2 separate regions of the Homo sapiens genome follow, and region 2 is linked to region 1. The links are chromatin loops, found by intact Hi-C in ENCODE. Cell type or tissue: right lobe of liver. All regions are shown on one strand. Links, peaks and the distances in the headings refer to the core of each region. The heading gives the core; the rest is flanking DNA. Region 1 holds the start of NNAT (neuronatin). Region 2 has its middle 67 kb from the start of NNAT.

Evidence for each region. A loop is a pair of places that touch in the nucleus more often than their neighbours do. Peaks named below come from ENCODE experiments on the same cell type or tissue, not always from the same donor. Only the 100,000 strongest peaks of a DNase experiment are listed, where the experiment ranks them.
Region 2: a loop joins it to region 1, with 4 times the contacts of the local background. A loop is called at or near these places in 2 of 110 quality-filtered maps.

The regions. Positions count from the first base shown.
Region 1 is chr20:37,514,012-37,523,806 of GRCh38, forward strand. BLCAP (BLCAP apoptosis inducing factor) reads right to left here. Exons shown (of 2, transcript NM_006698.4): 2 at 3,406-5,339. The coding sequence starts at 5,163. The coding sequence ends at 4,900. NNAT (neuronatin) reads left to right here and starts at 7,239. Exons shown (of 3, transcript NM_005386.4): 1 at 7,239-7,392; 2 at 8,347-8,427; 3 at 8,656-9,679. The coding sequence starts at 7,321. The coding sequence ends at 8,748. RefSeq lists enhancers at 4,584-5,447, 5,448-6,311. In right lobe of liver, for the core only: a CTCF peak has its summit at 5,787 (motif pointing left); a DNase peak (open chromatin) is centred at 5,280; H3K4me3 peaks cover 359 bases; H3K27ac peaks cover 1,209 bases.
Region 2 is chr20:37,449,523-37,459,317 of GRCh38, forward strand. No RefSeq gene overlaps it. Among named protein-coding and RNA genes, the nearest start is that of NNAT, 67 kb to the right of the region's middle. In right lobe of liver, for the core only: no CTCF peak of the experiment used is centred there; no DNase peak of the experiment used is centred there.

The DNA.
Region 1 (9,795 bases), core at 1,723-9,722:
CAGGCTGGAGCTTAGTAAAGGCCAGTGGCAGGGAGCCATAAAACAGAGGAAATAACATTTACGGAGACTGTGCCTTGGGGCCGATGCTGTAGTGGTGGTGTGTTCTCTATGAGACAGGTGAGGTATAGTCACAAAGGCAGGGCGTAAGCGCTGGGACTCTCTCAAGCCTTGCATCAAGGTTCTTCAGTCCTTAAAGTCTATCTCTGCCCAGCCTCTGAGTCCCTTTTCCAGGATCCCAAAGGGAGACCCAAGGCTTCTGTCTGAAGCCTTCAGTTGCTGCTTAGGCAGGTTCTCTTCTTCACCTCAAGCCTGCCTAACAATAGAAGTTTTTCTCAACATACTTCATTCTCCCCTTGAAGCCTGGCAGATCAAACTGTGTTCTTCCTGGGACTTTCAGGAAGATACTGGGGAGGGAGGGTTGCTGGGCTGAGACAGGCCAAGCTCCCTAGGCAGGACCATCTTCCATCAGGGAGAGCACTTCTTCAGTCATTCCTCTTTTCAGAACAGTGGCCCTTTCACACATTTTGGTGCGTTGGGGAGTGAACTTTGCATTGGATGGTAGAAGACAGGGTTCTGGCTCTGCCCACCAAATGGACACAGGTGACAGCCCTTCTCTGGCCTCCTTTCCTGCAGCTATTCAATAGGAGTTGGCTTTCCTTCTATCATCTTTCACTGCTTCCTTCTCCCCAGCCTACCTTTTCTCCTGTGTCCCTGCCTCACCCACACTCACTCCTTATGTCTACTTCTCCCCATTCCCAGTCATCTAGAGAAGCCAGTAGCCTTCTCCATGGCCCTGCTACTGTCACCACTCAAATGCTGTCCTGTTTCTTGCCGACAGAATCCCATCTCAAAGGCTGTTCTGACTGGGTTACTCCCCAACTCCCATCAGATCCTCGTTTGTGATGGTTCCCAGTTGGATGGAAATGAAGAGTTCTTAGGGCTGAGTTTAGGGGCCTGCCAATAGCATTTCAGCTTTAGATTTCCTTAGTATCTCCCAACAATTTGCTAGCTTTAGATAGACTGACCTCTTTATCCCAAAAAGCCTTTTTGGGTTCTGATTCTAGGGCAGCCAGATAGTGGTGGTCCTTCATTTTACTTTCATCCCAGTCTCTTTATCTGTAAGCAGAGATGCTTGATTAGATGGTAAAATAATAATAACATCTCATTCATTACTTCACTGCTCAAACCTTTATATTTGTTCTTCAGGTCTCCACCTGAAAGTCAATCCTTCCAGGCCTACATTGGGTCCCCTCTTAGACCTTCTCTTCTAGCAGCTGACACAGTCCACGGTTGTGTATCGCTGGCATTATCTGCTCAATGTTGTGCCCTTTCCCATTAGCCTGGAGGGCTCCCTAATGGCAGGAACTGTCCACCCTGTAGTCTCAAGGCCTATTCCTGCATGGGATTCTGCCAAATACCAGCCAAATGACTGACAATGCAGGCCCCCTTGGGAGACAAGAGGAGCCCATGAACTCAGTCGCTACAGAAGGGGAAGTCTGCGTAACACTAGCAGTAGCACTCAACAGAAGGCTGAGTGAAACGCTCCAGTCAAGTAGATCCCCAGGGAGAAGAAATCCAGGGAAGCTTCCTGACAGAGGAAATACCTGGGCTCACATGGTACACTGACTAAAGCATAAAGCCCATGCCATCCTGAAAGTGCACTGCCACCTACTCAGAGCCCAGCTAACATCCTCAAATGGGTCCAGGAAGACCCTAGATCTTGGGAGAAAGAACTCCCAGGATATTAGGACTAGAAAAACTGTCTGCTCCAAAGACCACATTTTACCTCTCTGGAAACTGGGGCCCACAGCAGGGTAAGAACCAGTTCCTAAAGAAGCCCAGACCTAGGCCTTATGGTGTCTTGTGGTCACTAGGTACCATGTGGGCAACCGTTTCACACTGAGCCACAGTGACCAATGTAATTGTGTGTTTTTCTAAGGCCTGCTGCCCCTACTCTTTTCCAGAAAAGGTATCTACTTTTCATTTTCCTAAAAGGCAGTTCAGGAAGAGGGGGTGGTTGCCTGGCAAGGTAGGAAGCACTGTGGGGTGACAGAATGCTGATTTGGCAGTCACTTTGGGAAGGGGTGGGCTGCAGGCTCCCTGCTGGAAAGGGCCACAAATCTTTCAGAGGGAGGCCTGTTTGTGACTCTTAAGCGGGCTTGACCTAAAACAGAAAGCTGCTTTCCGAGGGAGAGCAAAATAAGCAATAATCTTGGCTTCATTTATCATCCAGGTGTCGCCACAGGAGAGTAGGGACACAAAAGCCTTTTTTTTGTTTGTTTTGTTTTTGGAATTTGCAATTGTCTATTTTGTTAAGTCTTCCCACTAGGCTACAATCATGAGCTCCTGAAGAGTCAGGTCTGAGTCTTGCCCCTGAAATCCCCAGCAAGCCTAGTACAGGGTCTCAATGTTTGTTGAACAAACCATCCTTTCCAGGTATGACTCCTCAGCTTGTCAAGACTTTGCAGAACCACGAAATCTATCCAGAAACACAGAAAAGAAGAATTCAGAGATAAAAGCATAAAAGAATCAGGTAAGAAAATTACCCAGCAGATATGATCGATAAAAGTTTGGTTCTTTGAAAATACCTCTAAAATAGACAAATCTTTGGCAAGTTTTGAATGAAAAAAGGAATAAAGTGACAATGGGGAGACTTAAGTGAACAGGAGAAAACCATACTCAATTTTATAGCAACAAATTTAAAGCCTAGGTAGAACAGGTGATCTTCTATGAAATTACCAAAGCCCTTCACGACTGTGACTCAATAAAACCTCACGACAGCCCTGTGCCTTGGACAGGCAGTATTCCTACCATGCTTTCTAGAAGAAGGAGATTCAGAGGTGAATACTCAGCACAGGACCTGACAAACTAGCCTACACTGTCTCAAAGGTCATGGCCATGGGAGCACGTGCATACCTACAACATGGAACCACACCACTCTCGGCACTTCCAGCCATCACCTTACATCCGGCTGGTTGGACAGCCAGTCTTATTTATTTTTCCACTTGAAATGCCATAAGGGGTTTCACTATTTTTACTTCAAAAGCAGCACCATAAAAATCCTTGATGATTAGAGCTCCAGCTGTCTTAAGTTGTTTGTCAAGGGATCGGTTACTCAAATCTCCTATGGAGGGAAACAATTTCAGGCAAGAAGCCATGGGAGCTGAGAAACGCAAATGTCTCATCTCTGAAAACTTTCAGACTCCCTCCTGTTCACCGCCTGTCCTGCCCCCTGCTCCCCCTCCCCCATCCCCACCATCTGCTCTCCAGAAAGCAGATCAAATTTTCAGGCTAAGGTACTCTGGCGCCAAAGACTCAGCCCCTCCATGCTTCCCCCTGCCCCCCACCAACTCCGAAATCCAACACCACGACCCAAATGGACTGCAGCCACATAAAACCACAAAGTAAAGTTTATAAAGCTTTATTAAACATTTCAAACAGCTGTGCAACGAACACACCAAATAAAAGCTCTAGAATAGCAGTCCAGACGTTTCACAAGTATGGCCTCACAGTCCCATTCCCTAGATGGACTGCCTCCAGTTCTGTTCTCTGCCTGGCCCATCTCTCTTTCCCCTCAGGCAAGAGAGAGATGGATGGATCAGACTGAAAGGACAGGCATGCTGATCTCCAGCAGGCAGGGGCCAGGAGAAAGTCTCGTTTGCCAACACTTGTTACTGAAGCGCAGAAAAAGCAGCAAGTGACAGTCACAAAGTCTTCCTGGGTATTCTTCATAATGTACAGTCTATATGCGCAGGAACGAAGAAGCTCCTGGCGGGAGGATGATGGCCACTGCTCCCCTCTGTCTTGTCTGAACCACCTCGGAGTCCAGTGTGCTGGTCACTCTGCAATCCCCATGCTAAATAAAAACTGTAGCGGCACCTACCATATATAGCTAGCTATTGCTAAACCTCAAAATCAGACCACGTTCGATAAAGCTTCTTTAAAAGGAATATACACATGTATTTGTACACACACACACACAGGGCACACCAAAAAATATCCAAACATCTATCAAGGGGATCAAGGCCGTTACGAAACACACAGGTACTCTCCCACTCACTCAGCTGGGGACTGCTAGAACTACGTGAACACACCATACTTCAATGCTGCAGAGCATGCACGGGAGACACAATGAGGCCCCCTCCTTGGGACAGTTGAGAAAGGCAGGAGGAAGGGCAAAGGAAGTGAGGCTGGGCGGGAAAGCTTGAGCCCAGACACCCAGGTGAAAGAGCAACATCTATCTGTTGCTTCCTTTCTTAAAAATGAAGTGGAGAAAATACTGAAGATTTGTGGACAACTAACAGTCAAGACATGTTTCTGTCTAGCCTGCTGAACAAGGAAAGAAGGATGAAAAAGCGAGGCTCTCGGGCGTCAGCAATCTCTTCAAATTCGAGATAAGTGCAAAAATGAGCCCTGTCTTGGACAGGTACTCCCCAAAAAAGGAAAAGGGTAGAAGAGAAATAAAGGGAAACCAGAAGAGGGACTGAGGAGTCAGTAACATTCTGGGAAGGAAGGAGACCCTGACAAGGAGGGGTCACAGAGGTGACAATGAGACTGGCATTTTATCTGCCCCAGGTCACATTGGGGCAGCTGACCAGGATGGACCCAGACTCCTCACAGTAATGAGGCGAGAGGGGTGGTCATGCGGCCAGCCAGGACCTAGATGGGGACAGAACACACACAACCACAAGACCACCCACGACTATAGGACTTTACAATAAAAGCACCGGTCAGTGCCATTATTCACATTGTAAGGATAAAACATCACAGGCCAAAAAGGCGCCGTCAGGAATGTGACACCCGCGAGGCTGCGGGATTTGAAACTCCAATGCTTTATGACCTATGTCAATGCCTCCCCTCCCGTCTTCTGCTTCCTTGGAAAGCTAACAGGGCAGGCCGTTAGGTGCCCACAACGCCGGGATCATGCGCCGATTCTGGAAGCGGGGAATCGGAGCAGTGGTACAGGAAACAGTTTCCCCAGCAGCTATAGCAGATAAGGAACAGGGCTGCCAGGAAAACCAAGGCACAAATTGTGCAAGGCTTCCGTTCCAGGAGGAAGCTGAGCAGGTAGAAGCCCATGAACATGGAGTGGCTGAACCACAGGGCGGGGTTGAGGGGCTTGGGGATGAGGAGGACGGGCAGCAGCCACTGGAGGCAATACATGATCTCTGCCGGGCAGGGCCTTCACCAAGGCTGCCGGGCACCGCTGCAGGAACCGACCTAATGGGAGCCAGCGGGCGCAGGCGGCTGCCCTCCGCTTTCTTCAACCCTCACTCTCCAGGAGCTGAGCCGCTGTGCTCTCTGGCTGTCAGCCCGGGATCACCAAGGCAGCAGGGATCCTGAAGAGAAAAGTCAACACAACAGACAAACAGACAAAGAACAGACAGACAGACAAAAAAAAAAAAAAAAAAAGAAAAAAAAAAAAAAAACAGGAACAGAATGTATACTTATTTGGGAAAATGGATCATGGTTAACAACAGCAAATGTGAAATGCCCTTTCCTCCCTGCCCACCCGTGAAAGTTCTACTCCTCTCCAAGTCACTAATTCGGGAAGCTTCCTGGGATGTCTCCCCGGGGCTTCTCCTGGGGGATCGGGGAGAGGGCTCTTTGGCACGGTTTCACACAGTGGGCTGGCTTTGCCTGGGCCCTGCCCAGCAGAGATCATGTATCGCCTCCTGGGGCTGCAGCCCGTCCTCAAGGGGCCCAGACCTCACAATACCGCCCAGTGGTTGCCAAAGGACGACCAAGGGCTCCCTGCTGTGCCCCCACGTGGTAAGGACAGGGTTCTGTATCTAGCATCTCTCACAGCCATAGGTGCTCAGGCACTAAGTGCAGAGTTAAAGCTGTTAGCGGGGCACTGCCGGCCACCAGACCACAGGCAAAGGATCCTGAGGCAGCTACAGCCTCGAAATATTTTAAGATGGCAGCCTAGGCTAAGCTTGCCTTTTTCAAACAGCCCAGCGTCACTTTGCCAGAATCTGCCAACTTCTCCGAAAGTCAATGTAGAAAAAAAGTCACTATGCTACTTTGTCCAAACTGAACTCGTTTGGATCATTACACCTCCATCTGCTGCTGGCACTGTATAGAACCTGACCTCTGGGAGCTTTTAATGAAAATTAATTTTCTATCCACATAGGGGCAAATGCCAGTTGGTCCCTGGGCCAGGCAGCTTGCTGGAAAGAGGTGCTTTCGGCTGGCTACCGGTGCGCGGGGACCACACTCACAAACCGCATTCCGGTCTTCCCGCCCGAAAATCCGCGCTGTGCGAGGGACCCACAAGACTGGCGGTCTAAAAGGGACCCGCCTCACTTGGAAACGGGGCTGCGGTAGCCACAACCCTCCGGTAGCGGTAGCGTAACCCCGTTCGGTGATCCAGCCGCACAGCGCAACGGGTACAAAGAACCCCACTGGCTAAGGCCGACCTACCAGGGCTTGGGGGAGGGGAGCGGAAGACTGAGGTCGAAACGACCTGTCCAGCAGAAAACTATCCCCAAGCATATTCCAACCACTTCTCCGTAGAGCTCATTCCTTCCGTGCATACGAAGGGCGCCAATCCTTCCTGTATCCCTCCTACAGATACCGGGTGACTACTGCTTTTGCGCCCAAAGCGCAGTGCTCTGGCTCAGCTCCCTACAGTAGCGACCTCCACCGCAGATTCTCATCTCCTCGCTACCGTAAGAGAGATGTAAAGAATCAGACGGGTTACGCGCTCAGGCACCCTCATGAAGCAGAGGACCTGGGCTTAAAACTCATTCAGTATCAGGAAAAGAGCGCCGAGCACGGGCCTATTATGCCAAAGCTTCTGAAAGGGGCACCACGTTTTTTGCTCTATGGGGCAGATGACCCCTCCCTAATTTCGGTTTTCCATCCATCCCCAAGGTAGGCTTTGGAGTGGCACCGGAGACTGAGCTCAAATTTGCAGGCCAGGGACTGGGGAGAAGGGCGCCACACTAAGAGACCTGCACCCCCATTCTCGCCCTGTACTCTACCCAGAGTCGTGGTACCCCTCCATTTTAAAGCAAAATCCAAAAGCAAGCACGGCGGAATCTTCTGGAAGGGGGCTAAGATGGAACTCAGGAGGCGGGGGTCGGTATGGAAAGAGCAGATGGATTATTTTTTTCCTCTCCTGGCGAATGAGGAGCGCCCCCAGCCACCCCTCCTCATAAACACCCCCCAAGGCGCGCATGCGCACTTAGGTGGCGGGCGGGTACTTAAGGCGCGGCCACCGCGGCTGCGGCAGTGCGCCCAACAGCGGACTCCGAGACCAGCGGATCTCGGCAAACCCTCTTTCTCGACCACCCACCTACCATTCTTGGAACCATGGCGGCAGTGGCGGCGGCCTCGGCTGAACTGCTCATCATCGGCTGGTACATCTTCCGCGTGCTGCTGCAGGTAAGTCTGACGGGGTTTCGGGTGGGAGAGGGTTCCCAACTCGCGCCCCTAGAACCCGCAAGACTGCGTCGCGATTGCCGCTTCCCGGACCCGTCCTATTCCGATTGCCGCGATCCTTGCCTGCCCAAGTGCCGCTGCCGGCACCGCGCGCCCCCTGCCCATTCCCTGCGCCGTCCTCCTCGCGCTGACCCTCCCTAGTGCGCCCGCGCCTGCCAGGGAACAAAGACTCGGGGCGCGGCGGGCGACCGCTGCGGACGATCACCCAGGCATTTAGCGACCTACGCGGTAAGAAAAACCCGCTACACCCGGACTCGACCCCAGGAGGGAGGCGGGGCACTACTGTGTTGAAAGACTTTACAGCTCGCAGAGTGAAAATTTTCCACCTTAAAAAATTGCGCATTGCGGAGAAATTTTATTTAAAAAAACATATAGCGCTTGCGGGGGTGGAACAAAAAATAAGTTAGAAAAAGGCACTTCTCAGAAAAAATAAAAATTACTTCGCAAAAAAAAAAAACCCTACAACGAATTAGAGAAAAAGTAGTTCACAGGAAAACAGAAAAACGCGCATTGCAGGAAAAATAAATCGGAGAAAAGCACTTGGCAGAAAAAAATGCATTAGATTAAAAACGCACTGCAGAAAAAAATTAGACAAGGGAGCTAACGGAAAAAAATGGATCGGGCAAAAACGCTTTAAAGAAAAAAATTAGAGGAAAAAGCCCCTCGAGAGAAAAATAGAAGGGGAAAAAAAGCACTTCCAAAAAAGGACAATTGCTTTACAAAAAAAAAAATAATAATAAAAAAAATAAAAAAGAGGCAAAAGCGCTTGGTGTAAAAAGAGATAAATCAGAAGAAAGCGCTTTGCCCATAAAATCATTTACCCTAAAAGCTCCCTTTGCAGGAAGAATTCCCTGCTAAAGGAATCCTTTGCCAAAGGAATCGCATATTTCCTTCAAGGTGTTCCTGGAATGCTGCATTTACTGGGTAGGATTCGCTTTTCGAAATCCTCCAGGGACACAGCCCATTGCGAGAAGTGAGGTATACCTAAGTTGTGGGTCCAATCAGCTTGCCGCCATGCAGCTCTCAGCACAGTTGGAAAAGCTCCAGCTGCCCTGACTCGTGGACAAGCTGCGCCCGCGCCCGCCTCTCCAGCCTACGCTGGATGGGCGGGCGGGGCAGGGGGTGGGGCGGGGGTGGGCACGGCAGCACCACAGACATGCTGTGGGTGCTCTCCACTAAGGGTGGGTCCTGGGTTTCTCGTCGCAGGTGTTCAGGTACTCCCTGCAGAAGCTGGCATACACGGTGTCGCGGACCGGGCGGCAGGTGTTGGGGGAGCGCAGGCAGCGAGCCCCCAACTGAGGCCCCAGCTCCCAGCCCTGGGCGGCCGTATCATCAGGTGCTCCTGTGCATCTCGGCCAGCACGGGAGCCAGTGCCGCGCAGGAATGTGGGGTCCCCTGTGTTCCCTCGCCAGAGGAGCACTTGGCAAGGTCAGTGAGGGGCCAGTAGACCCCCGGAGAAGCAGTACCGACAATGACGAAGATACCAGATCCCTTCCCAACCCCTTTGCACCGGTCCCACTAAGGGGCAGGGTCGAGAGAGGAGGGGGGATAGGGGGAGCAGACCCCTGAGATCTGGGCATAGGCACCGCATTCTGATCTGGACAAAGTCGGGACAGCACCATCCCAGCCCCGAAGCCAGGGCCATGCCAGCAGGCCCCACCATGGAAATCAAAACACCGCACCAGCCAGCAGAATGGACATTCTGACATCGCCAGCCGACGCCCTGAATCTTGGTGCAGCACCAACCGCGTGCCTGTGTGGCGGGACTGGAGGGCACAGTTGAGGAAGGAGGGTGGTTAAGAAATACAGTGGGGCCCTCTCGCTGTCCCTTGCCCAGGGCACTTGCATTCCAGCCTCGCTGCATTTGCTCTCTCGATTCCCCTTTCCTCCTCACTGCCTCCCAAGCCCACCCTACTCCAAAATAATGTGTCACTTGATTTGGAACTATTCAAGCAGTAAAAGTAAATGAATCCCACCTTTACTAAAACACTTTCTCTGAACCCCCCTTGCCCCTCACTGATCTTGCTTTTCCCTGGTCTCATGCAGTTGTGGTCAATATTGTGGTAATCGCTAATTGTACTGATTGTTTAAGTGTGCATTAGTTGTGTCTCCCCAGCTAGATTGTAAGCTCCTGGAGGACAGGGACCACCTCTACAAAAAATAAAAAAAGTACCTCCCCTGTCTCGCACAGTGTCCCAGGACCCTGCGGTGCAGTAGAGGCGCACCAAAACTTTGTCTCTTGTGATTTCTTTAGCGGCATCAACATACACTTCTAAGACTCAGCTGATGTGCCCACTGTGGAACAGGCACACTGCTTGGGGGAGGGAGGAAAAGGAGGGCCATCAA
Region 2 (9,795 bases), core at 1,142-9,141, 65 kb before region 1:
TGCCTACCACTTTCCCCGTCAGCTCCCTCTCTCTCTTTCTGGGGCTTGGAGAGTTTTACTCTATGTGTGTGTGCACAGGTGCACATGTGTGTGAGTCACTTCTCTGTAAGGTATGGTCAGGGCTGGGTCCCACCCTCCCTGTCACTCTCATGAACTCCATCTATCCACAACATGCCTGGTGAGCTCTGGACCAAGGTTTGTCCATCTGTCCTCTCCTGTTCTCTTCTTTCCCTCCTCTTGCGCTGCACCTGCCCTCTGCACAAGAGGTGCCCCTTATGCACCTTGGGCATAGAGGCCTCTGTAAGGACATCCCCCAATCTCCTTCTGCGTCTGAAAATCACCCACCTTCATTCTCTGTTGCATGCCACAGATTTGGGGCCAGTGTTGACTGGGGCCCTCCAGAGGTACCTCAAACTCATCTAATCATCTCTGCACTACAAACTGGCCCCTTTCCTGTTCTCATTAACACTGAATGTCAGTGCCTTCCTCGGTGTGGTGCTGCAGCCAGGAGCCCTGCATCGTCTCTGACTACTCCTGTTTAGCCACCCACAGCCCATCTGTTCCCCCTCCCTGCCAACTCTTTCTCCGAGGGGCTGCTAAAGGCCCCCATTCTCTCAGTCCCTGCTGCAGCATCGTGTGGAGATGAGGGGATAATTGTCTTCCTTTGTCCATCCATTCATCCATCCATCCATCCATGCATGCATTCATCCAACCATCCATCCATCCATCCATCCATCCATCCATCCATCCATGCATCCATCCATCCATCCATCCATCCATCCATCCATCCATCCATCCATCCATGCATCCATCCATCCATCCATCCATCCATCCATCCATCCATCCATGCATCCATCCATCTATGCATCCATCCATCCATCCATCCATCCATCCATCCATCCATCCATCCATACATCTACCCACCCATCCATACATGCATCCCTCCATCCATCCATCCACCCATCCACCCTTCCATCCATACATCTACCCATCCATCCATCCATCCATCCACCCATTCCTCCATCCATCTGTTCATTCATCCATTCATTCAGCCATCCATCTGCCCATCCACCCATTCACCCACCTATCCATCCACCCATCCATACATATGTCCACCCACCCATTCATCTGCCTACTCTTTCATCCATCCATCCATCTATATATCCATCCATCCATCCCTCCCTCCTACCACCTGACATACATTGAGCACCTGAGTGCTCTGTTGAAGACAAAGACTCCAAAACCCCGGGCTGTGTTCTAAGGAGTCCAGGGGGAGAGAGGACCAGTTACCACCCATGGGAAGATGGGGTGATAGGGACTTTGGAAGTCTCCAAGCATCACCGTGTGTGTTCTTGCATGTGCATATATGCATGTGTTTGCTCTGTCTTGGCCACTTTCTCAGACCCTTCTCTTTCCTCCTGATCTCTACTATCAGTGCTCCCCAGGGCTGTGTCCTCACCCCTCTGCCCTTGTCCTTCCATGGGCCATACTATCCACACCAGGGCTTCAGAGGTCCCTGCACACAAACTCCTCTGCATTTCTGTGCTCATCTCCCCTCTCCCAGACCTGTATACTCACTGTCCTGTCCTCAGCCCCACTCAGTCATACTCCCAGCATCATACACTCCCCAGGCTCCAAACAACCTCCCTCCTCTCCAGGCTTCATCTTATGCTCTCATCCTCCATCTCCAGGGACAGAAATCCAGGCTTCCCCTTCTCCCCACCTCCTTCCTTTAAACTTGTGCTGACTCTTTCTCCCAAATCTCCCATCTCCTCCTTTGCTCCTTTCATCCCATGGCCAGCATGGTTGCCCTGGTGACAGCCATCCTCTTCCCTCCTTCTGAGTCTGCTTTCCAGCATGAGAGATGTGTTCTGGTGACCTGTTCCTCCCATGCTCTGTCTTCTCTCTCTGTCCATCTGCAGAAAATCTGGGAAAGGGACCCTTGGCTTTACTTGCTTCCATTCCCAGCCCACGCATACCCCATCCTTGGCAAGGGACCTCAGCCACATTGAGCCCACCATGGTTCTCAAGAGAGCTCTCCATAGACCTCCTTCTTGCCAAAGCCCATGGTCCCTTTTTCCTCCTCATTTCTCCTGGCCCATTGGGGTCCTGATTGGGGTGCCCATCCTTGCTTGGGAGGCCACTGTCTCCTCCTTCAGGACACTGGGTGCTCCTGGCTTTTCTCCCACCCATTGGGCAGTTTCTCTCTTCCATCCACCTCTCAATACTGATGCTTCCCAGAGCTCAGTCCTCCACCGCTTCCTGCCCTGCCCGTTCCCCAAGGGCAGCTTCCTCCACCCCCAGGACATCTGTGGCCACCCATTGTCCTTCTTGGACATAGAGCTCTCTCCTGAACTGGGACTTGCACATCCATGTACCTGAACACAGGACTAGACACTTCCCTGCCCTTCCCACACTGCTCTTCTTTTCTCCAACCTCCTCACCTGCCCAGCTCCCCATCCTCAGCACAAGTAGACCAAGTCTCAGGCACTTTCTTGACTCCTTCTGACCACATCCAGTCCCACCATAGGGCTGTGCCTCCAGCACACCACCACCATCCCATCTGGGTGTCAGCTCCCAGGGCCTCCCGGGTTTCCCATCTCCAGCCTTGCCCCTTCCTGTCTACACTTGGTGAGGCCACCCAAGCCACCTTTCTAAATCTCCCACTTGGCAGCTCACCCTTCACTGGCCTAACCCCACTAAGCCAGCTTCCCCACCTCCCCACCCTCCTGATAAACTTCAAGCCAATTTTTCCTGCTTTAAGGCTCTGGGCAAGGCCAAACCCTCACACTCTTGGTGACTTATCCTTCTGCCCTGTCTCCAGTCACAAGGAACCTCTTGCAGTGCAGAAAGACTCACCCTCTCCCCACCTTCTGGCCTTTGCTCAAGCTGCCCTTGGCAGGAACGCCTCTCACCTGTCTGCCTGGCACACAGCAAGGCTTCTCTTGGCTCAGGCACTTCATCCTCCCTGATGAAGTCCCAGGGCCTCTCCCCTGAAAGCCCCCATAGCATCACAGGATCACACCCCTGGGAACAGCCAGGCACATGCATGTGTTTGGGGGGATCTTTCCCGCCAGACCACGGGCATCTTGAGAGCCTGCATCTGAGTTCTCTCTGAGTGTCAGCACAGAGGAAGGCTGAGGAATGTCTGAAGCTGGAGGAACTTCAAGTTGAAAAAAAACACTAAAATTTCAGGAAGGAAGGACTAAAGTCTCCTTTGAAACCTCCTCCCAAATCCTGATTTCTACTTATTTTCCCACATGGATCCTCAGTTATTAGACTGATGTGAATTATACTGGTAGCTAGCTAGCTAGATGATTGATAGGAAGGAAAAAGGAAGGAAGGAAGGAAGGAAAGAAGAGAAAACTTGTTCTATTATTGTTGGTTTGGTTATTGTTGTTTGAACATAAATACTACACACTGTGCATGTGATTTGGCAGTGGCCTTCCTCATTCAGCAATGTGTCTTGGGTCTGCTTCCATGTCAGAGTTTAGGTGCATCACATTCTTTTATCAGATGCACAATGGCCGAGCTGGCTTCCTCCTGCCGATGAGCATGTTGGTGTCCCTGCTCTTTTGGTGAGGTGGTAGCAGCTTCTGTGCATGGCCTCTTTCTGTGTCTCACTCTAGGGTCCCCAGTGTGTGATCAGGCTGCCGTGTGCCTGCTTGTCTGTCTGTCTGTGTGTGCACACATCTGCCTCTTTGCCTCTCTGAATCTCTCTCCTTCCTTTTCCCATTCTCTCTCATTATTCCATATTCCCTCTAGATTTGGTCCCCATGTTGCAACACAACTGTGTTTGTGTGTCTCACCCTGGGTCACATCTGTGGGTTCCTCTTTACTTGGAGCCTTTTCTCCTTCTGATTCTCATTCACTTGGTGACTTCTCACCCCTGTGCATCCACTTGCTCTGCCATCCATTCATCCACCCACTTTGGACATTGAGCATCTTCCAGGAGCTGGACAGCTCCCATACGTGAGTCAGTGTGTGTGCCCCCTCTGTGTACTGCCCCTGGGTCTCTGCCTGTCTGTGGGCCTGTCTCTCCGAGCCCCCTTCTCCCACCCCTGCCTTCATCCTCCTCAGCTGCACTTCCTTCTGCTCTCCAGAGGAAACTTATGGAATTTGCTCTGTCCACGCATCATTCCTGCTGTGTGTGTGTGTACTTGTGTGTACGTGTAAGTGGGTCATCTCTTTCTGAGGCATGGTCAGGGTTGGCTTCCACTCTCTGTCACTCTCATGGACATTTCATCTGCTTGCCTCTCCATCCAGCCATCTGTAGCATGCTCAGCTAACTCTGGGGCAGGGTCTTCCTGTCTGGTCTGTCTTCCTTTCCTTCTCTTTCTCTCACTCCTCACACACTCCCCGGATGAACTCATCCCCTGCCCTCTGTGCTGACATCTCCCTAACTGCTCCTGCAACCAAGACTCCCCACCTTTTTCTCTTCTTCGCAAGCCACTAGATTCCTCCCCAGGAGAATCCAACCCATTGCATCATCTTCACACCCTGAGATGTGTTTCTCTTCCAGTTCGCATTAGCACTGAGCCCCGCTGCCTGCCTCAGGCTGCAGTGGGAGACTGAGCCATCTCTAACTCCTTCTGCTGCCCACGGCACATCTGTCCCACTTCCTGCCAAGTCTCTTTCCAAGGGACCACTCTGAGACCCTTCTAACCCCAATCCCTTCAGCCCCTCTCTCTGGCCAGGCCCCAGCATCCTGTGCTTGGACAACTGAAGAGGCTTCCTCCTTTGTTGTCCATCCTCCACTCCCACCCCCTCTTCATCCTCCATTAACCTCTGGAAGAATCATGAATCACCTTTGCTTAAATCCTCCCATAGCTTCCATGTCACTCACAGTAAAAGTTAATATTCTCACCATGGCCCACAGGCCTTACCCAGTCTATTTCCTGTTACCTCTCTCCTTTCATCTCCCACTCCTTTCCCCCTTGCTCATGTTGCTCCAGCCACATGGGCTTCCTTGGTGTTCCTTGAGCAGACAGACACCAGGGCTGTCACCTATGGTTGTTCATGGCATGAGGGCACCTGGCAGAGGATGTCAGTGGAGGACAAAACCCAGCCCTTGTTCTGTTCTCCAAGCCATGAGCCCTGGTTTGGGGTTGCCTCTGCTTAGAAGAAAGATTGTCTATTTCTTTTAAATATATAGATAGAAAAGACCTTTAGCATTCTTGCTTACTTGTTTCATTATCTGTTATTTTGGGATCTGTTTCTATTTACTGATTTTTCTCCTAGTTATGAGCTACAATTTTTGGTTCTTGGCCTGTCTAGGAATTTTTGATTGGATGCTGGACATTGTAAATGTTACACTATTGATGGTCTGGAATTGTGTTGTCTTCTGTTAAAGAGTGGCATGCAGTTAAATTACTTGCTAATTACTTTGATCATTTTGAGGCTTATTTTTAAGCTCTTTTAGGGTGGGTCCACAGTAGCCTTCACTTATGGGATAGTTCCTAACCTGTGTGACTTCTAGGAATTGTTCAAATTAAAATGCTTCAGTCTTTCTTTGCCTGGCCTCAGGGAATTTCACCCTACACACCTGAAGCCTTGCACATGGCAGTGATTCAAGAGGACACATGTAGATTTCTGGAGCTGTTTTTCTTCCTTCAGTCAGGTACTCTGCCCCTCAACTTACAGCCACCTAAGCCTACCTGAACTTTGTTCTTGGTCTCAAAGATCAACTCAGCAATACTGCTGGACTCTATTTGAATTTCCCCTCCCTGCACCTAAGATGCCTCCAGACAGAAAGCTGGGTGAACTGTAGAGCTAACTTGATTTGCTTACCTTTCTTCAGGGATCACTGTCTTATGCTACTGCCTGTTGTTCAATGTCTGCAAACAATTGTTTCCAATGTTTTGCCTAGTTTTTTTTTCTAATTTTCATAAAGCTCTTTATTGGTTAGTAGAGACATTGGGAGTCATGATCCCACCTTAGAGCCTTTGCACTTGGTTCCCTCTACCTGGAACGCTTCCCCCAGATATCCACGTGGCCAACTTGCTCACTTCACAAGTGCTCATGTTACCCTCTCAGTGAACCCTTCCCTAACCACCTGCTATGGACTGAATGTTTGCGTTTTCCCAAAAGTCAGGTGTTGAAGCCTTAATGCCCAGTGTAGTGGTATTTGGAAGTGGGCCTTTGGGAAGTGATTAGGTTTTGATGAGGTCATGAGGGTTAAGCCTCCATGATGGGATTAGTTCCCTTAAAAGAAGAGGAAGAGAGGACCAGATCCCTCTCTCTGTGTCATGTGAGGATACAGCAAGAAAGCTTTCATCTGCAAACTAGGAACAGGGCCCTCACCAGACACCAAATACGCTGGCACCTTGATCTTGGACTTCCCAGCCTCCAGAACGACGAAAAATAAATATTGCTTAAACCATCCAGTAGATGGTATTTTGTTATAGCAGCCTGAGATAAGATATCACTTTACTTAGAATTGAAACTACCTCAACTTGTAATGCCCCATTACCTTGTGTATTTCTCTCTATGTATATATTTACTGTCTATAAAATTAATTGCCTGTCTTCGTCCCCTAACCTCCTTCTGCTCTATACCTGTCTTTTTTCCATTAACATGGAAGCTTGATGAGGGCAGAGAATTTTGTCTGTTTATTCACTGCTGCATCCCCAGTGCACAGTGGGGATAGTTCGGCTTGACTGTGGGGCTCACAGGGATTTAAGTTGAGCAGCGTTTCTGTAGGTGCCCAACACATCCTGGAGCAACTGCTGGTGCTGGCTGAGGTTAGGATGGGGAAGGGGTAGAAAGGCCTGTTCAGGGCCTAAGCAGCTCACCATCCATTCACAGTTATGCTCAGAATCTCATTCTCTACCTACACCTACCACCTCTGACATAAGACAATGTCTGGCCTCCTTGCCCCAGCACAGGCTTCTTCCTCTGCCCAGAGTACAACTCCCTGGCTCAGCTATGTGGCACAGACACCTAGCTTCAGAGTCTCCACCTGTATGAAGTGTTCTGTGAATCTTGTGACTTCCAATCCCTTCTTCACTCTGGGACCAAGAAAATTCTTTCTAAATGCCTTATTCTATTCAGGCTTCTATAACAAATTACCATAGACTGGGTGGTTTACAAGCAACAAATATTTATTTCTCAAAGTTCTGGAGGCTGGGAAGTCCAAGGTCACAGCACCAGCAGATCTGGTGTCTGATGAAGGCTCTCTGGTCCATAGACAGTGCCTTTCAGCTGTGTCCTTACATGGTGCAAGGGCTGAGGAGTCTCTCTCAGGCCACTTTTTAAGAAAATCATTCATTTTTCTTTCCAACTTTTATTTTACATTCATGGGGTACATGTGCAGATTTGGTATATAGGTAAATTGCATGTCTCGGGGCATTAGTGTGCAGATTATTTTATTACCCAGGTAATAAGCATAGTACCTGATAGGTAGTTTTTCCATCATCACCCTCTTCCCACCCTCCACCCTCAAGTAGGCCTCTATGTTATTGCTCCCTTCTTTGTGTCCATGTGTACTCAATGTTTAGCTCCCACTTATAAGTGAGAAAATGCAGTATTTGGTTTTCTGCTCATGCATTAATTCACTTAGGATAATGGCCTCCAGCCCCATGTACGTTGCTGCAACGGACAAGATATTGTCCTTTTTTATGGCTGCATAGTATTCCATGGTGTATATTTACCACATTTTTCTTTATCTAGTCCACTGTTGATGGGCATTGAGGTTGATTCCAGGTCTTTGCTATTGTGAATAGTGCTATGATGAACATGTATGTGTCTTTATGATAGAATGATTTTATTCCTTTGGGTATATACCCAGTAATGGGATTGCTAGGTCAGATATTAGTTCTATTATAAGTTCTTTGAGAAATCTCCAAACTGCTCTCCACAGTGGCTGAACTAGTTTACATTCTCACCAGCAGTGTATAAGCATTCACTTTTCTCTGCAACCTCACCAGCATCTGTTATTTTTTGACTTTTTAATAATAGCCATTCTGCCCAGTGTGAGATGGTATTGCACCATGGTTTTGATTTCCATTTCTCTAATGATCAGTGATGTGGAACATTTTTTCATATGCTTGTTGGCCACATGTATGTCTTCTTTTAAGAAGTATCTGTTCATATCCTTTGCCCGTTTTTTAATGGACTTGTTTGTTTTTTTCCTCAGGCCCCTTTTACAACGGCACTAATCCCATTCATAAGAGTAGAGTCCTCATGACTTAATCATCCCCCAAGGGCCCCACCTCCTAATACCATCACCTGCAGATTAGGATTTCAACGTATGAATTTTGTGGGGGGACATAAACATTCAGACCATAGCACTAATCCCAGAACGTTCTATGTCATTTCCTCTCTCTAACGCCTTCCACTGCACCCCATTGCTCCTGTGAGAAATATCAGATTCCTCAAGTTGGTGTATCATCTTTTACAACATAACAACAAATTACGCCCATGCAATCAGCTTAACATGACAAAATCATTTTCTCACAGTTTCCGAGGTCAAAATTCTTTGAGCAGCCTGGTTGAGTGTTTCTGGCTCAGGTTTTCTCATGAGATGTAGTCAGGCTGACAGCTGGGGCTGCTGCATCCTGAAGGCTTCAACTGGGGCTAAGGATCTGCTTCCAAGATGGCTCCCTCCCAGGGCTGTTGGCAGGAGGCCTCATTTCCTTACCACATGGGCTTTCCACAGGGTTGCCTGAGTGTTCTTACATGGCAGCTGGATTCCCCCAGAGAGAGTGATGACAAAGAAAGGTAAGGAGGGGAAGAGGGTGGGGAGGGAGAGGGGACACTGGGGAGCCACAGTGACTTTTATGACCTAGTTTCTGAGGCTGTACATCATCACCTCCACTTTATTTTATTCACTAGTGACTTATTAAGTCTAGCCTACATTCAGGGGAAAGGAATTAAGCTCTATCTCTTAAAGGTAAGAGTACCAAAGGATTTGTGGACATACCTAGCTACTTGGGAGGCCGAGACAGGAGAATGGCTTGAACCCGGGAGGTGGAGCCTGCAGTGAGCTGAGATTATGCCACTGCACTCCAGCCTGGGCAAAAGAGCGAGACTCGGTCTCAAAAAGAAAAAAGAAAAAAAAATTGTGGACGTACATTAAAAGCACTATAGTCTTCCCTCTGACCACAAATTATTTACATTCTTCTAACATGCAAAATACAGTCCACCCTCCGAAGGACCCTGAAGTCTCATACTGGTACAGTATGAGCTTGAACTCAAGACTTTTGTCATCTAAACCATATGCAGGTGTGGGTGAGTCTCCTTGGGAGTGGTTCCCTAAGCATATCCCCAGCAATACACTCCCTCTCAATGAGTAAACCTGTGAATCCCAAGAGGTGAGTTACCTATCTACCCCTCAACCCCACTCGGCACCCAGTATACAATGGTGGAATAGGTATAGGATAATCGTTCAGAACCAGGGGAAATGGGAAGCACAGATAAGTCGCTGGTCCATAGTAATTCTGAAATCTAGCTGGGGAAATGTTGAAGGGTTAGGACTTATGCTACTCTGGCTCAGAAATAATTTTCCAAGGGGTTCTGCTCTTTCTGTCTCCTTCTAGGTTCTTGGGTCTACCTCAAAGTAAAAAGTAGCCTGTGTTTACAACTGTGTTCTTTTCTCAGCCTGCTTCCTGCTAATAGAATTTAGCAAGTTCAAAGGCCTCTTTCCTTTCACATTACCTCTGTCCCTTTCAGTACATGCTGATGCTATTTCTGTTGATATAATTCTTTTTTTTCCCCCTCAGACAGGGTCTTGCTCTGTCACCCAGGCTGGAGTGCAGTGGTGTGATCTCAGCTCACTGCAACGTCTGCCTCCCA